Linked DNA regions of Homo sapiens: region 1 is linked to region 2. The links are chromatin loops, found by intact Hi-C in ENCODE. Cell type or tissue: OCI-LY7. All regions are shown on one strand. Each heading gives the region's core, and the rest is flanking DNA. Links, peaks and the distances in the headings are about the cores only. Region 1 has its middle 110 kb from the start of ST8SIA4. Region 2 has its middle 43 kb from the start of MIR548P.

Evidence for each region. A loop is a pair of places that touch in the nucleus more often than their neighbours do. Peaks named below come from ENCODE experiments on the same cell type or tissue, not always from the same donor. Only the 100,000 strongest peaks of a DNase experiment are listed, where the experiment ranks them.
Region 1: a loop joins it to region 2, with 2.8 times the contacts of the local background. A loop is called at or near these places in 3 of 110 quality-filtered maps.

Annotation. Positions count from the first base shown.
Region 1 is chr5:101,008,214-101,018,380 of GRCh38, forward strand. No RefSeq gene overlaps it. Among named protein-coding and RNA genes, the nearest start is that of ST8SIA4, 110 kb to the left of the region's middle. In OCI-LY7, for the core only: CTCF peaks have their summits at 4,835 and 5,035; a DNase peak (open chromatin) is centred at 2,098; H3K4me3 peaks cover 349 bases.
Region 2 is chr5:100,768,954-100,779,120 of GRCh38, forward strand. No RefSeq gene overlaps it. Among named protein-coding and RNA genes, the nearest start is that of MIR548P, 43 kb to the right of the region's middle. RefSeq lists enhancers at 7,814-9,013, 8,785-8,854. In OCI-LY7, for the core only: a CTCF peak has its summit at 5,990 (motif pointing right); DNase peaks (open chromatin) are centred at 6,011 and 8,918; H3K4me3 peaks cover 824 bases; H3K27ac peaks cover 366 bases.

The sequences.
Region 1 (10,167 bases), core at 1,205-9,204, 240 kb after region 2:
ATGTAACTAACCTGCACATTGTGCACATGTACTCTAAAACTTAAAGTATTAAAAAAAAAAAAAGAACAAATGTACAATCAGGTTTTATACCGAGACATTCCGTACCCAGGGGCAGGCAGGAGACAGAGGCCTTCCTCTTATCTCAGCTGCAAGAGGCCTTCCTCTGTTACTAATCCTCCTCAGCCGAGACTCTCCAGGGGTGTCGGGCTGGGGGAATGGTCAGGTCTTTCCCATCCCATGAGGCCATATTTCAGACTACCACGTGGGGAGAAACCTTAGACAATACCTGGCTTTCCAGGGCAAAGGTCCCTGCAGCTTTCCACAGTGCATTGTGCCCCAAGGTACTTGAGAATGGAGAATGATGACGACTTTTATCAAGCATATGCCTGTAAACATTTTGTTAGCAAAGCACATCTTGCACAGCCCTAGATCCCTTAAACCTTGATTCCACGCAACACATGTTTCTGTGAGCTCAAGGTTGGGGCTAAAGTTACAGATTAACAGCATCTCAGGGCAAAGCAATTGTTTAGCATACAGGTCAAAATGAAGTTCCTTAAGTCCTCCTTTTCTATATAGACACAGTAACAGTCTGATCTCTCTTTTCCCTACAAAAGGGGAACAGATAATGGTTACCAAGGACTAAGGAGGGGGTAAGGGTAAAGGGAAGTAGGTGTGGCAATAATAGATCAATATGAGGAATCCTTTTGGTGACATAAATGTTTTGTGTTTTAATTGTATCAATGTGAGTAATCTGGTTGTGATATTGTACTATAGTTTTGAATAACTTAGCATTTGTGGCAAATGGTTAAATATTCATAGGTTCTGTCTGTGTAATATCTTACAACTTCATGTGACCATATTTATCTCAAAATTTGAAATTTAATTAAAAAATATATTGAATAATATTTAAAAATAAATGATTGTTTTGGAATTTCAAACATATTTTAATGAGTTGCTTCTGCCATTGAGACCAGGAACTTGTTCCCAATCTCAATTTTAGAAAAATATGATGTTGTCAGAGGTGAATACAATCCTTTCTCTTTTATTTCTTTCTATCTGTTGTTTTGTTTGCTTTTGTGCTTGTACCAGAACATGGAAATCAGTGGTGATGTTGAGTATTAATAGAATCATAGCTAGGCTTGTCTAAACTACATAAAGTATAGATTGAACATTAATCAATAAAAAGCTCATTTAAAAAATATATTATGTTGCAATAGTTATAATGAATTTGTTAAATTTCAAAACTACAGCGTCAGCTTTGGAATATGTCAGCTTGGCTAGGCTGAACTACATTTCACAGGATCTATTTCTTATGTGGTTCCATTTCAGGGGTGGACACGAGAGATTCTAGATTTGGTGGGCAGAAGAGAGCAGTAGTCATTTTACAGTGCATATGTGCACATGGATGCACACACACACATCTCATGTTTGCTGTTTCACTTTGTTGACATAAAGCATCAGCTGGGCTTGGAATTACTTTACCTTGGGCTGGATCTTCCTTCAGCATTTCTTACTACTGGGCAAGACTTTAACGTGACTTTAGTTCCTTGGTGAGGATCTCTGGCAGAGGATACTGGTTTCTGCAGCTTAACCTGTCACCAAATGCAGCAATAGTGGATGTGCATTTCATTCCATCCTTTTAAGTCCCAGCAAGTGCTTGTAAGTTCCAGCCTACTAATTGATCTTCGTTTCCTGATTGCCTCCCCTGCGGATTTCAATCTTCAGCATTAGATGCCAAGACAATAGCCTTACAAAGACTACTTAACCAGCCCCCACGATAGTGCAAACCAATTCCTTGTACTGAATCTCTACTATATCTCCTACTATTCTCTGGTTGAACACTGACTGATATAATGGTGGTGTGTATTATCAGAGATAAACAGAGCCAGACATGAGCTAAAGTGGTAAGGAAAGATTTTAATCAGGATAATTGGGAACAGAGTCCAGTGTGAACTGAACCGAACTTTGATTTATGCAGAGGTGCCTGGGTGTTTAAAAGGGAAAATGATGGGTGAGCAGGGGCTCAGTAGACGCGAGGAAGTGACAAATTACAAAAAACGGGAAACGAAAATTTGTCCATGTGAAACCATCTGGGTTTGCTAACTGGTGCTTATGAAAGTCAGGCTCCTATCTTCTCACGTAGACTAGACAGGAGCTTTCTTCAGGTGTTGGCTAAAACAAACAGTAAATTCATTTGGCAGTCTTGACTTTTTTTTTTCAAGCAAGCACTTTAAGAAGCTTAAGGTCATGCTAGGAATGTTGCTTTGTGCTATTAGAAACTGTTAGTGTTTTGTCCAAGTCTTTATAGAACAAGATTGAAGCCTAGTTGGGAAAAAAGCTTAGAGAAGTCTGGCTAGTGTTTGGTCAAGGAGAGAATCTTTGTCAGTGTAAAAGAATTTAAAATAGTTATTACTTTTTCTTATTTACTTTAGAAATATGAGAAATATGCAAGCTTATACTTGATACGTCAACATGCACTGAGATATATGGCATTACTTTACTAATATATAATGCTTCATTGTGATATAATTTAAATATATTGAGAAACTATAAAATAAACACTTAAGGAGCTGGAAATATCTTTAGTACAAATTTAAGTTGGAAATAATTCTGTAGTTTTATTATTCATATATTCAATGTCTTCATTTTAAGATATTAGCTATCTTTAATGAAAAGAATAATTTAGAATGTGCAGACTATAACAAGATGTTCATTGTGTTTTGAATATACAAGCCATTACAATATTAAAAAGATGCCAACTCTACATTTATAAAATGCATTGACAGCCAAACTCAATAATATTAATTTTGGAAACCTTCCAGTAGGACTTCAAAGGAAGACTTTTTTTTGTTTCATAGGAATGCTAAAATTCCAAAATTAACATTAATCATCCCTAGCTTCCTTTATCTGTGCCCTGGGCCATCATCTAAAAGTTTGAATAATAAATTACCTGAATATTACAAACAATGCATAATTTGAATATGTAAAAAGTAAACTAGACTTTTGCAAGGTCCTGCATATTTGGTGCATCAATAATTCTGATTGCTAACATCAAAACTGTATAACTTTTATCTTCACACAGTGTGTGCGTGTGTGAGGTTTTGTTATTTTGTAATCTTCATGTGAAATTTGGACAATTCTAAATGAGCAATTATAAATTATATGTAGCTAAATATTAAATTTCACTTACAGTTATAGACTTCTACTATAGGCTCTGCTTCCTTGTGTGATCGAAAAAAGGTTCACATTTCTATCACATTTTTAGTAATATCCAATTGAACAAAAGAATGAACAATGTTTTGCTTCAAGCTTCCTAGAAGTACATACACATTAATTTATCCAAATTATGCCAAACTGCTCAAAATACAGGCCAGAATACATAGGAACATTTAAAGTGCTCTTGTAATGGTATGTTTTTCTTTTTTCTTCTTTACCTCTAGAATATCATAATTACCTATTTCTCCACTCCCTACAAATACATTTTTATATCACATCTGTTTTAAAGGTGGTGCACTCCCTTATAAGATAGCAGCACCTTTGATGGCAGGGACGTAAACTTGTCTCTTTGAATCTTTAGTAACCAGCAAGATGGTTGACACTGTGGATTTAGAAGTAGTTGTTCATGGAAAGAATAATGTAAATGAACAAATAGATGAGGTATTTTCCTCTGATTAACTAGAAATTATCCCACAACTCTTTGCAGTCTCTGCTATGGTAATTTTTGTGTGAACAACCTTAACAGTTTTAGGAGATCACATTCACCTACTGCTGAAGCTACAGACGTCATTTAAATGGATGTGCATTTATGTAACAAGAGTTTCAGAATTCTTTTCAAGATCAATCTCCTAAATTATCTTATTAACATTTTGTTCTGGTTGACTACATTATTAGGACTGATAAAGCCTGCCTTCAGTAAGCTTATATTCTAGTAGAATAAATTAGAAAAATGTGGTAAAATTACACAAAGCTAGTAGTAAATTGGACTAAAACAGTACAAAAATACTAGAAATAATATAACTAGAACAGTAGCATAAATAATTTTTAGACAGAAAAGTCATATTGAACAAAAGGGAAAAAACTTTATATATTAAAAAAACTTGACAGACTGAACTTTGGTAAATTTTGTTGTTCATATGTAAGATTTCAAACAAAAGTTGAGGAAAAGTATTTAAATTGTATATGAGGCACCTGGTAATTGTTCAGTTGTAGATTCTGATCCAGTAGATCTGAGGTCGGCATTCTGCACTTCCAAAAATCATCCAGGTAATTACAACGCTACTATTGTTTTGTCTATTCAGAGATTACGAACGTCATTATACAATAATTTATTTTTATGTTGTCAAAAAAATCTAATTTTTTAATTTTAATATTTTTAGTTTACCTCTACATGTACAAACATCTAATACAATATTACATATATATGTGTATTATTATATAGCTACTAAAATGCTTACATATCCATTTAACGTTAATAGAAATAACATGCCCAATCCAATATTCAATATTAGATTCAATGTTCATTTTGTTTATTTATTCGTTTTCTGCCTATAACATATTTAGCTTTTAGAATGTTATGTTTTTCAGAATAGATTTTCCACTAGAGTAGCAGAGTATAAAAATACTAATAAGATATTCTTATCACCAACCTCTCTGAGAAAGTTCTTGTAGAAAAACACAGGAGAAAAATATATTAGAGATGCATTTGTAATAATCAGCTGAATGTAGCAGTGATATAACTATAAGAAAATGCTAATACTTTAGAGTTTAGACTACCTTCTCTTCATGCCTTCCTTCACCCTGGTGATTTTTCCTCCTTCTTTGTGTCCCCCGCAAATCAGATAGTAATAGGTGATTCCTGGCTCAGCAAGAAACCGGAGCTCCACCTAGGGATAGAGTGTCAGGCTGAGATCTAGAAAGTGAATTTTGCAGCCTATGTATTTCATGTAATTTACAAATAAAAATTATTTAGGAAATATTAAATTGCATATGAGAAATATTTTACTATTTTTTTCTATACTTTTGTATCAAAATATACAACCACTCTTGTAATATATCTTTATTTTTAAAATCTTAATGATCTTAAATCTTTTCAAGAAACGAAGTACTTTCAAGATAATAAAATAATGCACTGAACTCACTAAACTCATACAAATACTAGTGAATATTAAGTTGTATCATAAAAGTTAAATTTGGGGATCAGAGGCTATCATTTCAAATTGAAGTAATGTTGTTTACAATTTCTTTAAGTTTAAAATCATTTGGGGGGTTCCAAATATTAAATGGTTCCTATCTGGGCATAGAATAGGAGATCCATTGGGTTGGCCTTAGTCTTACATTACTGTTGCCAATGTTTGGCCTTCTCTGAGGCTATTTCTCAGAGAAATGGCTAGTGTTTCCTCCCACAGAGTAGGCTTTACCATCCATATGTTTTATTTTTTTACTGAAACATCTAAGTAACGATTGATATTTATTTTACTTTATATGGCCAGAAGTTAAATCTGTAATTGCGATAAACAGGTATTTGGATTTGCTTGGGGTAATCTCAGCTTACACTGTTTTCCCTGTGTTCATATTAACATGCCTCTGTTTTATCATAGAAGGGTCCTGTTGGGTAATATACTATACCACCTATGGTGTAGTGGTTAAGAAAACAGGCCCAAAGCAGACTGCCTTCAATTAAAATCCAGCTACACTATTTATTAACTGTGGTGATGTGAAAAGGAACATAAAATATACTTTATATTTGAGAAACAGTATCATCAGTATTTGATGCTTGATTTTAAAACAAGAGACAGGGAAACAGTGGAACAGTAGAACAGGAGACAGGGAAACTGTTGTTAGTTTGAGGAACTTACCTCTATTTTGCTATATACTAAGAAAATATACAAAAATACAAGTGGGGAGTGGGATGAGGAAATGGAACCAGAAGATGAGTTATATTTTGAACATGTTAAAATCTTTTGTGTTTTTATAGAAACAGACATTTAGAAGAGAGTTGGATGTTTAGGTCTGGGGTCACACTCTACTGATTGACTTGGATAATTGTTATAGGCAAAGAGGGCTATGAGACAATCTCTCTCTCTTTTTCTCTCATCTTCTTCCCTCAGAATTCAAATATATTTTTTTTCTATCTGAAACTAACAACCAACCAGTCTTTGACCCTTCATTTTTCTCACATGTATCTACCTTTTATTTATTTATTTATGTTGCCAGATAAATTGTATATATTTACCATTCACAACATGATATTTAGAAGTATATATACAGTCAGCATCACTTAGCAATGAGAAAAATTTTGAGAAATGTTTCCTTGGGTGATTTTGTCCTTGTGAAAACATCATAGATGTATAATACTTACACAAACCTAGATGATACGGCCTACCACATGCCTAGGCTATATGGGATAGACTATTGATTGTAGGCTAAAAATCTACACCGCATGTTATGGTACTAAATACTGTAGGCAATTAAGTATTTGTGTACCTAAACATAGAAAAGACACAGTAAAAATATGGTATTATAAATTGATGGAACCACTATTGAATATGCAGTGCACTGTTGACCAAAGTGTTGTTACTTGGCACATGATTGTACATTAGAGAATGACTAAATATAGCTAATTAATATATGCATTATTTCACACAGTTATAATTTTCCTGGTGAAAAATGTTATCTTCTTTGCATCCACTCTTAGCATTTTTCAAGAATATCAAGGATTATTAATTATAGTCATCATCTTGTACAAAAGATCTATTGAACTTTTTACTATTATCTAAATGAAATTTTTTATCCTTTGGGCAACATATTCTCAATCCCTCCACTCCAACAATCCCAGCTCCTGATAACCATCATTTGGTCTCTACTTCTATGAGTTAAACTATTTTAAATTCAGTCTATGAGATTACATGATATTCATCTTTCTGTGCTTGACTTATTTCACTTAACATAATGTCCTCCAAGTTCATTTATGTTGTCATCAGTGATAGAATTTCCTTTTTTTCATGGCTTAATAGTATTCTATTTGATATATATATAACACTTTTTAAGTGAGTTCCTCTATTGATTGCTACATAGTTTGATTCCATATATTGGCTATTGTGAATAATACCGCAATAAACATGGAAGTGCAGACATCTCTTCCACATACTGATTTCATTTCCTTTGGATATATTCCCAGTAGTGAAATTACTATATTATATAATATTTCTACTTTTAATTTTTTGAGGAAACTCCATACTGTTTTCTCTAATGACTGTACTGATTTACATTCCCACCAACACTGTGAAGGCGTTCCTTCTTCTCATCCTCTCATACACTTATGGTCTTTTATCCTATTGGTAATAGCCATTCTAATTTGTGTGAGGTGATAGCTCACTACGATTTCAATTTGCATTTCTCTGATAATTGGTGATGCTGAGCACTTTTCCGTATACCTTTTGGCCAATTGTATGTTTTCTTTTGAGAAATATATATTCTGTTCCTCTGCTCATTTTTAAATCATGCTGTTTTGTTATTAGGTTTGAGTTCCTTATATATTTTGGAAAGTCACCACTAATTAGATATCTAGTTTACAAATATTTTCTCCCATTCTGTAAGCTGTCTTTTCATTAAATTGATTATTTCCTTTGATGTGCAGAAGCTTTTTAGTTTGATGTAATCCCATTTGTCTATTTTTGCTTTGGTTGCCTGTACTTTTGAGATCATATCCAAATGTTATTACCCAGAAAAATATCATGGGTTTTTTTCCCTTATGTTTTTTCCCCAGGAGTTTCATAGTATCAAGTGTAAATTTTAAGTCTCTAATCCACTTTGAGTTGTTTATTGTATATCGTCTGAAATAAGGGCCTAATTTTATTCTTCTACATGGGAATATCCAGTTTTCTCAACACAGTTTATTGAAGAAAATGTCCTTTTCCCATTGTGTATTCTTTTTGCCTTTGTTGAATGTAGTTTTCTATAAATGTATGAATTTATTTATGGGCTTTTAAATCTGTTTCATTGGTCTATGTATCTGCTTTTTATATCAGTATCATGTTGTTTTGACTATTAGAGCTTTGCAGTATGTTTTTCAGTCAGGTAGTGTGATTCCTTTGTTTATTTTGCTCAAGACTGCTTTAGTTATTCAAGGTATTTTATGCCTTTTGTATGAATTTTAGAACTACTTTTTCTATTTCTGTGAAGAATGTCACTGAAATTTTGATAGAAGTTGCATTCAAATGGTAGACCATTTTGGGCTTTATGGATATTTTAACAATATTAATTATTCCAATCCATGAACACAGAATATCTTTCATTTTCAGGACTCAGTTCTAAAGCCTTTTTAAAAAATCATTTCTATATATTGTCCACCTAGTAAGACGTAACTACTCCCACGGATTTAAATTCAATTTTTATAAGAACATCTATATATTGATGTTTTCAAATTTACCTCTCTAGTCCTAATCTTTTGGATGGTCTTCCTATTTATAAAAGTCAATGTTTTTGATAGGTTCAAAATGTGCAAACGTAAATTCTTGATCATCCTATGTAAACCTGAATTACCTTTATAATTTGCCACTAATTATTTTAAACACAAACAGCCTTCATCAATAATTATGTCTTTATAACTTCCCACATTTTATCATTTGTTCTATAGAACAAATCTTCAAAACATAAACTTTTCTCCATCTTTACTGCTATCACTCCTGCTCCACCCACCATCTGTTAAACAATTTGCCATGATTATTTATATTCTCTTGAAGAAGTTAAAGTTCTCTCAAGAAAATAAAGAGAAATTGCTAAGCTTTATTAAAATCTGTTCTAGCTGCTATAAAGTTCCCTGTGGAATTAAAAAAATTCAGCATCTTGGTTAACTTCAATTAATGACTGTATTTTTCTATAATAAAACCTATTTTGTTTTATATATATTTTTTCTTTTGAGCAAAAAATAATCAGAGAGGAAAGTGATATGATTCTATTAGCTAAGTGTGAGGTATAACAATAACAACAAATAGCTTGCCCGAAAATCTTATGACCAGTCTTCTCAATCCTGGGTTGAACTACATGAAAAATTCCAGTGAATAATTTACATACTAGCATGCTACATCTTTTCTTGGAGAACATCTTGCTCACACTATAAATTCTAAGATATCTGGAATCAGGAAATCTGTTCAACTTTTTAAAATGCATATTTATAAACTCATTTCACAAAGGAATTCATAATTTGTCACATCTATCAATGTCCTTAAGAAATAGTGTATTTTATATACAATTTGAAAACCCTGAAGGAAAAAAAAGCCCATAAAAGCCATTATATAATAAAGTAAGAGATAGATTATCGTAAATGTATAGGAAATAAAGTAGTTTTGGGAATGCTCTCTAACAGTGTCACATAGCTTTATATCCCCAGAGAAGAAGAGCAAAGTACAGAACAGATAATAAAATAGTTTTCAATAATACAAGAAAGAGGGGCTTATTTTTAAATGCTTTGTTTCATCACTAATTCTCAAGTTAGAGTTCTAAAAATTTCCAGGCTCTACCACTAAAGGCTGAAACTATAAAGCTAATTGTAAGCTACTGTATCTGTGATGAAGAGAAGGAAAACTGAGAAAAAAAGTTTAAAGCCCTTCTAATTTCTTGGGACAGACTCAGAATTGGATAATGTAATATTATTTAATACTATTAACTTTGAGTATGCGACATGAGTGGCAGTGTAGTTCAAATGTTTATTGGAAATGCCCTATTTTAGGGTATAAGTGTAATTTGTAGTTTTCAATATATTACAAAGATCAAACTTTGATCATGTGTTACCATTGAGAAATAATATTTCATTAAGAATATATTGTACTATATTTCTAAGAAAGGTAACGATTTAGAAAAGGGCACTGTCACCAAAGTTCTAAATCTTCACAGGTGCAATTTTTCACATATAACTACATATTTTCTCAATGTACGACTGCGTGCATTTTTGAATATATAAACTCATATTTTACTTAACCCAAATATAATTTTTTTTTAGTTTTTTAAAAAATATTTTATAGCATGTAGCTCTTTTCATGCAAATACTATCTATCAACTTATGCTAGTGAAGCAAATTCTTTTAAGATATGAAACATCTGGGAAAATTCATGAAAAAAATCATTAAGAATATTTAATGAGAATGATTATTTGGGTTGTCCTCTGAAGAAT
Region 2 (10,167 bases), core at 1,311-9,310:
ATGTAGTGTAAAACCACAGCTGTCACAAAGAAAATATAAAGGAAGGGAACATAGCAGTGAGATCTCATGACTGATGGGATGTAGGAGATGAAGTAACAATGGTCAAAAATGACTTTGGATAACAGAAGGATAATGATGAGATTAAAGACGATGTAGACAAAGAAGGCTTGGAAAAGTCAAGGTCAATATTTTTCATGTTTTTTGGAAAAGTCAAAAAATATTTTGACATGTAACAAGTACTTAAAAATTTTCTAAAAGTTAAAATTTCCATGATTTAAGAGGTCATAAAGCTCATTGAATCCAGTGGTTCTTTATTGGCTGAACATTAAAAACAACTGAGGAGCAATATTTTTAAAATACTGATATCTGTAATCAGTTGCATGAAGTGTGGATTTGAGTGGTCTGACCAGATATTCTTTATTTGATTTGATTTGATTTGCTTGTGTGTTCCTTTTTAAGTTCCCCAAGTGATGTGAAAATGTAGCCAGGTTGGAAACGTCTAAAATAATCTATATCCTTTAATTTGAAGATTATCCTGAAATTCAGTGAGATTTTGATATCTTTGAGAGGTTTTCATTTCTTGACATGTTATGCTTCTAGTTCTTCTCCAATATTTCTGACTTCCTTTCCTCTTTCTCTAGCCGCTCTTTTCACACATTTGTCCAATGAGTCCAATCAGTGAAGTGACAGGTATGGCTAGCCATATGTAGAAAGCTGAAACTGGATCCCTTCCTTACACCTTATACAAAAATTAATTCAAGATGGATTAAAGACTTAAACGTTAGACCTAAAACCATAAAAACCCTAGAAGAAAACCTAGGCATTACCATTCAGGACATAGGCATGGGCAAGGACTTCATGTCTAAAACACCAAAAACAATGGCAACAAAAGCCAAAATTGACAAATGGGATCTAATTAAACTAAAGAGTTTCTGCACAGCAAAAGAAACTACCATCAGAGTGAACAGGCAACCTACAAAATGGGAGAAAATTTTCACAACCTACTCATCTGACAAAGGGCTAATATCCAGAATCTACAATGAACTCAAACAAATTTACAAGAAAAAAACAAACAACCCCATCAGAAAGTGGGCAAAGGACATGAACAGACACTTCTCAAAAGAAGACATTTATGCAGCCAAAAAACACATGAAAAAATGCTCACCATCACTGGCCATCAGAGAAATGCAAATCAAAACCACAATGTGATACCATCTCACGCCAGTTAGAATGGCGATCATTAAAAAGTCAGGAAACAACAGGTGCTGGAGAGGATGTGGAGAAATAGGAACACTTTTACACTGTTGGTGGGACTGTAAACTAGTTCAACCATTGTGGAAGTCAGTGTGGCGATTCCTCAGGGATCTAGAACTGGAAATACCATTTGACCCAGCCAGCCATCCCATTACTGGGTATATACCCAAAGGACTATAAATCATGCTGCTATAAAGACACATGCACACGTATGTTTATTGCAGCATTATTCACAATAGCAAAGACTTGGAATCAACCCAAATGTCCAACAATGATAGACTGGATTAAGAAAACGTGGCACATATACACCATGGAATACTATGCAGCCATAAAAAATGATGAGTTCATGTCCTTTGTAGGGACATGGATGAAATTGGAAATCATCATTCTCAGTAAACTATTGCAAGGACAAAAAAACAAACACCGCATGTTCTCACTCATAGGTGGGAATTGAACAATGAGAACACATGGACACAGGAAGGGGAACATCACACTCTGGGGACTGTTGTGGGGTGGGGGGAGGGGGGAGAGATAGCATTAGGAGATAGACCTAATGCTAAATGATGAGTTAATGGGTGCAGCACACCAGCATGGCACATGTATACATATGTAACTAACCTGCACATTGTGCACGTGTACCCTAAAACTTAAAGTGTAATAATAATAAAATAAAAATAAAAAATAAAAATTAAAAAAAATTTAAAAAAGAACATTACGGAAGGAATAAATGAAAGTAATTTTAAAAAAAGAAATTAGGAATACAATAGTAACTGGAACATGACTGCTGCTTATATTAAGTGCCTTTTCAGTTATCATTTTTCATGACTTTAACCATAATCTTTATGCTTAACTCTTAAAATGATGTCCCTAGTCTGGCTCTCTCTGCTAATTCCCAGTACCACATTTCAACTTGCTTCTTTGATATTTTATCCTGGAGGAGTTGCTGTCATACAAACTCAGTATTTCTAAATTAAAACTTACCTTTCTTCCAAAATTCATCACTAGTTCTACAAATACAAAAGGGACACCTAACATACATCTTCTTCATGCAAAATCATTCATCTTGTTATTCCCATTTAAATGAATTTGACTCATCTCTGCTTGTCACCTCTGATGTGAAACTCTCTCCTAGGCTATCTGTGGTCCCAAGCACAACACAAGTCTATTAGCAATTAATTATCGCTTTCATTTTTCTGAGGAAGCAATAGTCTCAACTCAGGACCACTTTCATCTTTTTTCCCCTTTAGCTTTATTTCTTACTCATCACGTAAGCACAGATATCTAAAGTGGGAGAATTTTCCTTTAGCCAGGGGTTGGGGTTAGAAGGTGGGAGATGGGAAGGCATTTTCCTTCTTTTAAATTTTGATATTTTTTCTCTCCCTAAAAGTCACTATTTCTATTGTAATATTTGCCTCAAACACTGTATTAATAAATTTAGGCATGGGGCATGCAAAAGCCAGAGACTGGCTATTTCTTTACTAAAATCTCATCCTAAAACAGTGATGAATATACTGCTTGGTTTGGAAAATTAAGGTGGAAATAACAGGAGAAAAAACGTCTGCTAATAATACAGTATTGTTTTCAGCTGTATTTTAACCTCTTTGTGCTTTACTTCTTCAATAATAAAATAAAGATAACTGTACCCATCTTTCATAGTTATAAAGATTAAATAATACAACACTCGTTAAGTATTCTCATTTTTATCTTATCTGAATGTCATAGACTTCACCTTTAACATCAAATCAACTAATTGCTGTTTGTCACAAAAAGAATCAAGCAGAGAATACGCATGTTTAGGAAGAAAAATATCAGTTATGAGTAGAGTTGCCACAGGATTATCGTCCAGATGCGTTTTCTGCAATATTAGTGAAACATTACTCTCTTAGGGGCTGTGGAAGGGTTGCAGGTGATGCTGGGAAGCTAGATGTTCTAAAGCAATCCTAGAGTACTTGTCAGATGTCTTGATTAATTGCTGTTTTTGAAGCAGAAGTAAGAGCATCATATAACCGTGAACAAACACCAGACATCCAAATAAGCTCCCATCCAGTACAGCTCCACACCAGCCAAGGTACTCAGCTGTAAACTAGAGGTACTTGCTTGCCTTCTAAAGTCATCAATGAGCTTAGCCAACCAGCAAATGATAACAATAAACAACTATCCATGCATGAAACAAGAAATCAGAATTTTATACTTGTGTGCATGCTTAAGCTAGGAGAGATGCCAGTCATTGAGCTTTTTTAAAAAAAGAAAGTCTGTGGAAAAAACAAGATGGCTATTTAGAATCCCCTTCAAGACCCTGGGAAATGTACCCAGTGTCTTCCTAGCTCCACCAGTTTCTGCATATAGTGGAAAGAAGCTGTGGCTCCTGGAAGCCCCAGGAAATAAGCTACCTGCAATATGCAGAACAATTAACCTAAAGCAGATTCTGGCTGGTAAATGTGGGAGATGTGCCTTTGTTTGGTCAGGCAGAGACTTCCCTGATGTGCTCCTGTTAAGATTTTTCACACACATTTGAATTGCCTGCATTCAGCTGCTCCCCTGGCAGAAGTATTCTAAAGGCCTCACTTCTGTCACCCTGAATGAGTAGCTGGGTTGAGAGGACTGAGAGGATTTGAGAGGATTTATGTGGAGTGGCAATGAAGAGATACCCCCACCTGGGGAGTGGGGATAGGGTGTGTCTCTTCGTAGCTCCTCCACATTCTGCAGTTTGCTCGCAGTTCAATTATTTACTGAAAGTGAGTAACAAAATCATGTGTTTAGGCCTTTGATTAAAGAGAGGATAATGTTTTGTTAGATAAGTCAGCTGCAGAAATTCAGTCTGAATGTGGCTGCTGCCGCAGCTGAAAGGTTTTGATTTGGCTAATCACAGAGGTCTTTCTCAAACACTAACTAAGGACTCCAAGCAGAACAAATTCATTCCTGATGAAGTCTTGAAACCGACAACATGGAATAATTTGAATCACAGACCTGTAAAATTTGATCAGGATGGAATTAAACAACTCTCCTGAAGTGATTTGGCAGCCTATTTTAACCAAGGCACTACAGTGACACTGGGTAGCCAATGGAGGGTCATTTTTATCTGTAATCTTGCTCGGATTTCTGCTTCCAAAAGGAATTCTGAGGCTCATACCATGGAGGTTGTATTTGCTTGCCTGAAATCAAACTTGAAGATATGGCACAATACTCACTCGCATGCTCTATTCACTACCATTTATGGCTTCATCATTTTCAAAAGTGTCCAGACCTCTCTGGGATCCACTTATGTTAGGACCATATCTTGGGGGGTGATGGTACATATATATGTATTACCATCTGTGTGCAAAATAATTTCTTTTTATTTCTCCTACACTTTACATCTCATACATTTTAAAGGATTTAAAGTACACATAGATGGAGAGAAAATAGGAAATTAGCATAAGATCATCAGCCCAACCTTGAACTACACTGGCCCCAAGGTAGAAATTCTCTTTGAGTGGAATCTTTTTTCTTTTTTTTTGAGACGGAGTCTTGCTCTGTCACCCAGGCTGGAGTGCAGTGGCGCGATCTCAGCTTACTGCAAGCTCTGCCTCCCAGGTTCACGCCTCAGCCTCCGGAGTAGCTGGGACTACAGGCGCCCGCCACCACACCCAGCTAATTTTTTGTATTTTTAGTAGAGATGGGTTTTCACCGTGTTAGCCAGAATAGTCTTGATCTCATGACCTCGTGATCTGCCCGCCTCGGCCTCCAAAAGTGCTGGGATTACAGGCGTGAGCCACCGCACCCAGCCCTTTGAGTGGAATCTTAATGAAATATATTGACTCATTCACTTTTGTTTTCATAGTTTACTGGTCAGGCAATATTAGCTGGGCCTTCCGGGGACAGGGTAGATGAGAGGATAGAGTCTAAGTGGGAAGAGAGATTCCTCGAGTCCTACTCTAGATGCTGTAAATTCTGTTCTTGAATATAAGCAATTTGTACATTGTGATAAAAGACTCTCCTTTATCTTTGCAAGAAAATGTTAAAAATCATTATTAAACCATTTTACCACAAAAAGGTGCAACATCGAAAAAACATATTTTTAAATATTATGATCTACTTTCTTAGATATAGGTGTAATGAAGGAAACTTTCTGAGGATGGTACATAGGACAGAGCTCATCAAATTTTAGAAGGTGTATGTGGTGGTGGGATGAAGGGTCAAAATGGCAGCCGATTACAAAAGAAAAGAAGATCTAAAAAAATCAATATCCAAAATGGACAATAAAAAATAAAATTACTGAATTTCAAAGAAGGAAAGTGAGTAGGAGGTTTAAGAGAATGATAAAATGAAGATGATCCAAAAATGTGGTATAAAAATTGTGCATTTTTGAAGCAAACATCATATTATATTTTATTGATAGACCTTACATGTTACTGATGCTTGGTGACAAGAGAAATGTTATTGCTAGAGCAAGGAGTCTGTGGGTGGCAAGCCACCCAGGCGCCGAGGCAAGAGACCAAGGACATGAGCTGTTCCAGTATAATAAAATATAAAACAAGAATAGTTATACCAGATATAGAGCTTAGATATGATTATATATGAATATCATTAATCATTAGTTGGTAGTAATTACTCTTTATCCCAATATTATAATAATCCTCGCTCTATAATCATAACCTAGGAAAAACCAGGCCACACAGAGATAGGAGCTGAGGGGACATAGTGAGGTGTGACCAGAAGACAAGAGTGAGAGCTTTCTGTTATGCCCGGACAGGGCCACCAGAGGGCTCCTTGGTCTGGCGGTGACGCCAGCATCTGGGAAGACCCCCATTGTCAGGCGGACCGTGGTCTAGCGGTAGCGAAAAGTGTCAAGGAAAACCATCCGCTACTTAGCAGACCGGGAAAGGGAGTCTCCTTTTCCCTGGGGGAGTTTAGAGAAGACTCTGTTCCTTCACCTTTTGTGGAGGGCCTGACATCAGTTAGGCTTGCCGGCAGTTATCCGGAAGCCTAACCGTCTCCCTGTGATGCTGTGCTTCAGTGGTCACACTCCTAGTCCACCTTCATGTTCCATCCTGTACACCTGGCTCTGTCTTCTAGATAGCAGTAGAAAATTAGTGAAAGTACTAAAAGTCTCTGATATGCAGAAATATGGCATAAGCTGTCTTTCTCTTTGTCTCCTCTCTCTCTCTGCCTTGGCTGCCAGGCAGGGAAGGGCCCCCTGTCCAGTGGACACGTGAACCACGTGACCTTACCTATCATTGGAGATGACTCACACTCTTTACCCTGCCCCTTTTGCTTTGTATCCAATAAATAACAGCGCAGCCAGACATTCGGGGCCACTACTGGTCTCCGCGCGTTGGTGGTAGTGGTCCCCCAGGCCCAGCTGTCTTTTCTTTTATCTCTTTGTCTTGTGTCTTTATTTCTACACTCTCTCATCGTCGCACACGGGGAGAGACCCATGGACCCTGTAGGGCTGGTCCCTGCAGGAGTCAAACAAATCGCTGGCTTCTCACAGCAATGAACAGGGTCTCTCACTTCAAGTTATTTATCCAGTGGCATTACTTCTTTGTGTTTTCTGAGGCATGCAGAGTGACATTGTGGGTAGAGGCCAGAGGGTGCTAAAGCCTGAAAGTGTGACATTTGCCTACAAATGCATATAAAAATGCACGTGCTCAATGTTTAAAACAGCTTTTAAATTCAAAGGAAATTCTTTTTAAACTAAGCTTTGCTCTTCAAAATGTTGTAAAAATTCCCAGGGTAGAAGGAGGTCCCCTTTTTAAAAATTTTCATTAAGCAATAATCCATTCCGATAATAAGCATCAAGAAAAGGAAATTAGGTCTACTAACGTGACACATTTCCTTTAATATATATAACTTAGTTCCTTTTTTTTTTTTTTTTGAAGATGCAGTGGCACAGGTAAAGAAATACAAACTTTTCCCTACCACAACTCTACCCTAAAGCTTAAAATATTTTTAAATGTCTCTGATGCATTTACTCAAAAATATATATTATTTATATTTTAAGCTACCCAGTCTATGGTATTCTGTAACGGCAGCCTAAACTAAGACATGATTATTCTTAACAAATCACAATGTTTCTTTGCCATAATTATATATATTATATACACTTCTTTCACAAACCATTGTTTGTGAAATATAAGGCTCATACAAGAGAGGCTGATTGAAGAAGTATGTATTGCTGAGTCACAACAGCAGAATACAAAAAAAATTTGGTCTCCTTTAGTGAATTCTAATGTCAACATTAATTTAAAGGAGAGAAGAATGCTCTTAATAAGTTTGGAAGCATTTATTTATTTGTGGTTTGTTGTGGCTTAAATGTTTGTATCACCGCCAAATTTATATGTTAAAATCCTAACCCACAATGTGATGTAATTAGGAGATGAAGCCTTTGGAAGGTGATTGGGCCATAAGGGTGGAGCCCTAATAAATGGGACTTGTGCCCTTATAGAAGAGACCTTGAGTGCTCACTCCCTCTCTCTTCACTATGTGAGGATACTGCAGGAAATCAGTCATCTGAAAATCAGGAAGAAGGCCTTCACTAGACACTGAATTTGCTAGCACCTTGATCTTGGACCTCCCAGCCTCTGGATGGTGAGAAATAAATGTTTGTTGTTTGGCAGGGTGCAGTGGCTCACGCCTGTAATCACAGCACTTTGGGAGGCCAAGGCAGGTGGATCACGAGGTCAGGAGTTCAAGACCAGCCTGGCCAACATAGTGAAACCCCGTCTCTACTCAAAATACAAAAATTAGCTGGGCATGGTGGCACGCACCTGTAATCAGCTACTCAGGAGGCTGAGGCAGGAGAATGGCTTGAATCTGGGAGGCGGAGGTTGTGGTGAGCTGAGATCACACCACTGCACTCCAACCTGGATAATAGAGGAAGACTCCATCTCAAAAACAAAACAAAACAAAACAAAACAAAAAAAAAACAGTTTGTTGTTTAAGCCACCCAGTCTTTGGTATTCTGTTATATTAGCCTGAATTAAGTCCTGATTATTCTTAATAAATCACAATTTTCCCTTGCTATAAATTATTTTAAAATAAATTATATAAAAATGCACAGAAAATGAAGACCTTAATTAAAATAAATTGGAAGGCATTCCAAGTGCTATTAACATTAAGTGATAGGCCCATTTTCTCTGATTTACCAGAACAAAAGGCAAGTCATTTGACATTTCCTTGGCCTTAAAATATCCACCTGGAAATGGAGATGCTAATTTTAATGTAATTCAGATAACTGGTAACATGTATAACTAATATAAATGCTTATAACGTATTGTCCTGCATATACATTATTATGACAAATGTTAAAAGAGAATATTTTGTTTTTCTGATATTCTCATGTTGATTCCAGAGATAAAGACATACTGTTTAAAAGGAAGAATTTGGATCCTTGGGAAAACAACCAGTAAAGATTTTGACAAATATCTATAGACTTCCCACATTACTTACAAGTTGACTATAGACTCCATCACTGCCTTCAAGTATGATAAAATTGCTAATTTCATGGGGTATGTCTAAGCTCTTTTCTTTGGTTTCTCTGAGGTACTTTTTAAATGTTTATTGGGGCTATCTTAAAACTATCTTCCTTTGATTCTTCTGAAGTTGCATTTTAAAGTTTTGCTTCCCAGTGACTCATGCTTTCTTCATTTCCTGTTTCAGCTTCTCTTCTGCCGTCTGCTCCATAAATGGGGCCCTCTGCCAAGTTTCTGTTCCCTTTCTATGTTTTCTCTCTTATACATTGTATATACCTCTATGGCTTTAAATGTTGCTACTAAGTTAAAGATTTCTCAATTCATTTATTTGGCAGCATATCTCTCTTGGTTCCAGTTAAAATTTCAGCTCCCCATCCGTAAGCTTTACATGTGCATCCTATGTAATATTTCTGGCTTCCAGCCTGTTCTGATCATGTTGCACTTGGAGAATACCTTTTCCTTGGTGAATTTGCTTCCTGATTCTCCCCGCTGAATAGCAACCACATCTCTAATTCAAACCTCTCGGCTCCAGATCAGTACATTCAATATTCAACTGGTTCTTTAATAATTACACATTAACACAAAAAAGTTACAGCAGTTCAACTTACCATACACAGGGTTCTTGATTTACCACTCTTCAATCTGATTCTTTTCTGGTGTCCTTTGCCTCAGTGAATTATATCACTCTCTATATTGTTTCACAAATTAGAAACATGGGCGTTATCTTTGACTTATCCACATGTGCAATACAATACAACCATCACCACTGATTTAATCAAAGCTACCTTAATGTTTCCCCCATATTATCAGAAAGCTTAACAATTCTCTTCATATAAGCACTTATTTTCTTCTCTCCTCTGCTTTCTTTACTGCAACTACACTCAGTTTCCATTTCCTTTCTCTTCATTTATCTGAAATTCTACTCATTCTTAAAATCTCAGTTTATGGTCCAATTCTTCAAAAGTTTCCATGATTTCTACTGGCCGTCAAATTTTATTTTAATTTATAAAGTAGCAATATCTTGGAAAGCTAATGTGCTTTCATTTAGACCCATTTCACAGATGAGAAATTTAAGGCTCAAAAGGAGATGTCATATGCCTGAAGTCCCCTAGCTACTCAGTAACAGAGCAGGGGTTTGAAAACAAGTTTATGTCACTTAAAATTCAGCCTGGTCTGCAATATTACCTCCCACAATGTTCAATCTTGTCTCTAATGTTTTAGTGTTATTACTATGGTACTGTTTTTGTGTTTCCATTGTTTCATATTCTCATCCGGAGTAGAAACTCCCAGAGAGAGGAACCATTGCTTCATTTGATCATTTAACAAATGCTTTTGTCTATTATATACCTGACATTACACTAGGACCTAGGAATACAGAGCTAACATGTCAAATTTAACAATAACTAATTGTCTCCATGATAAAAGATACTGTTTGGCAGGTCTAAATAATTACTAATAA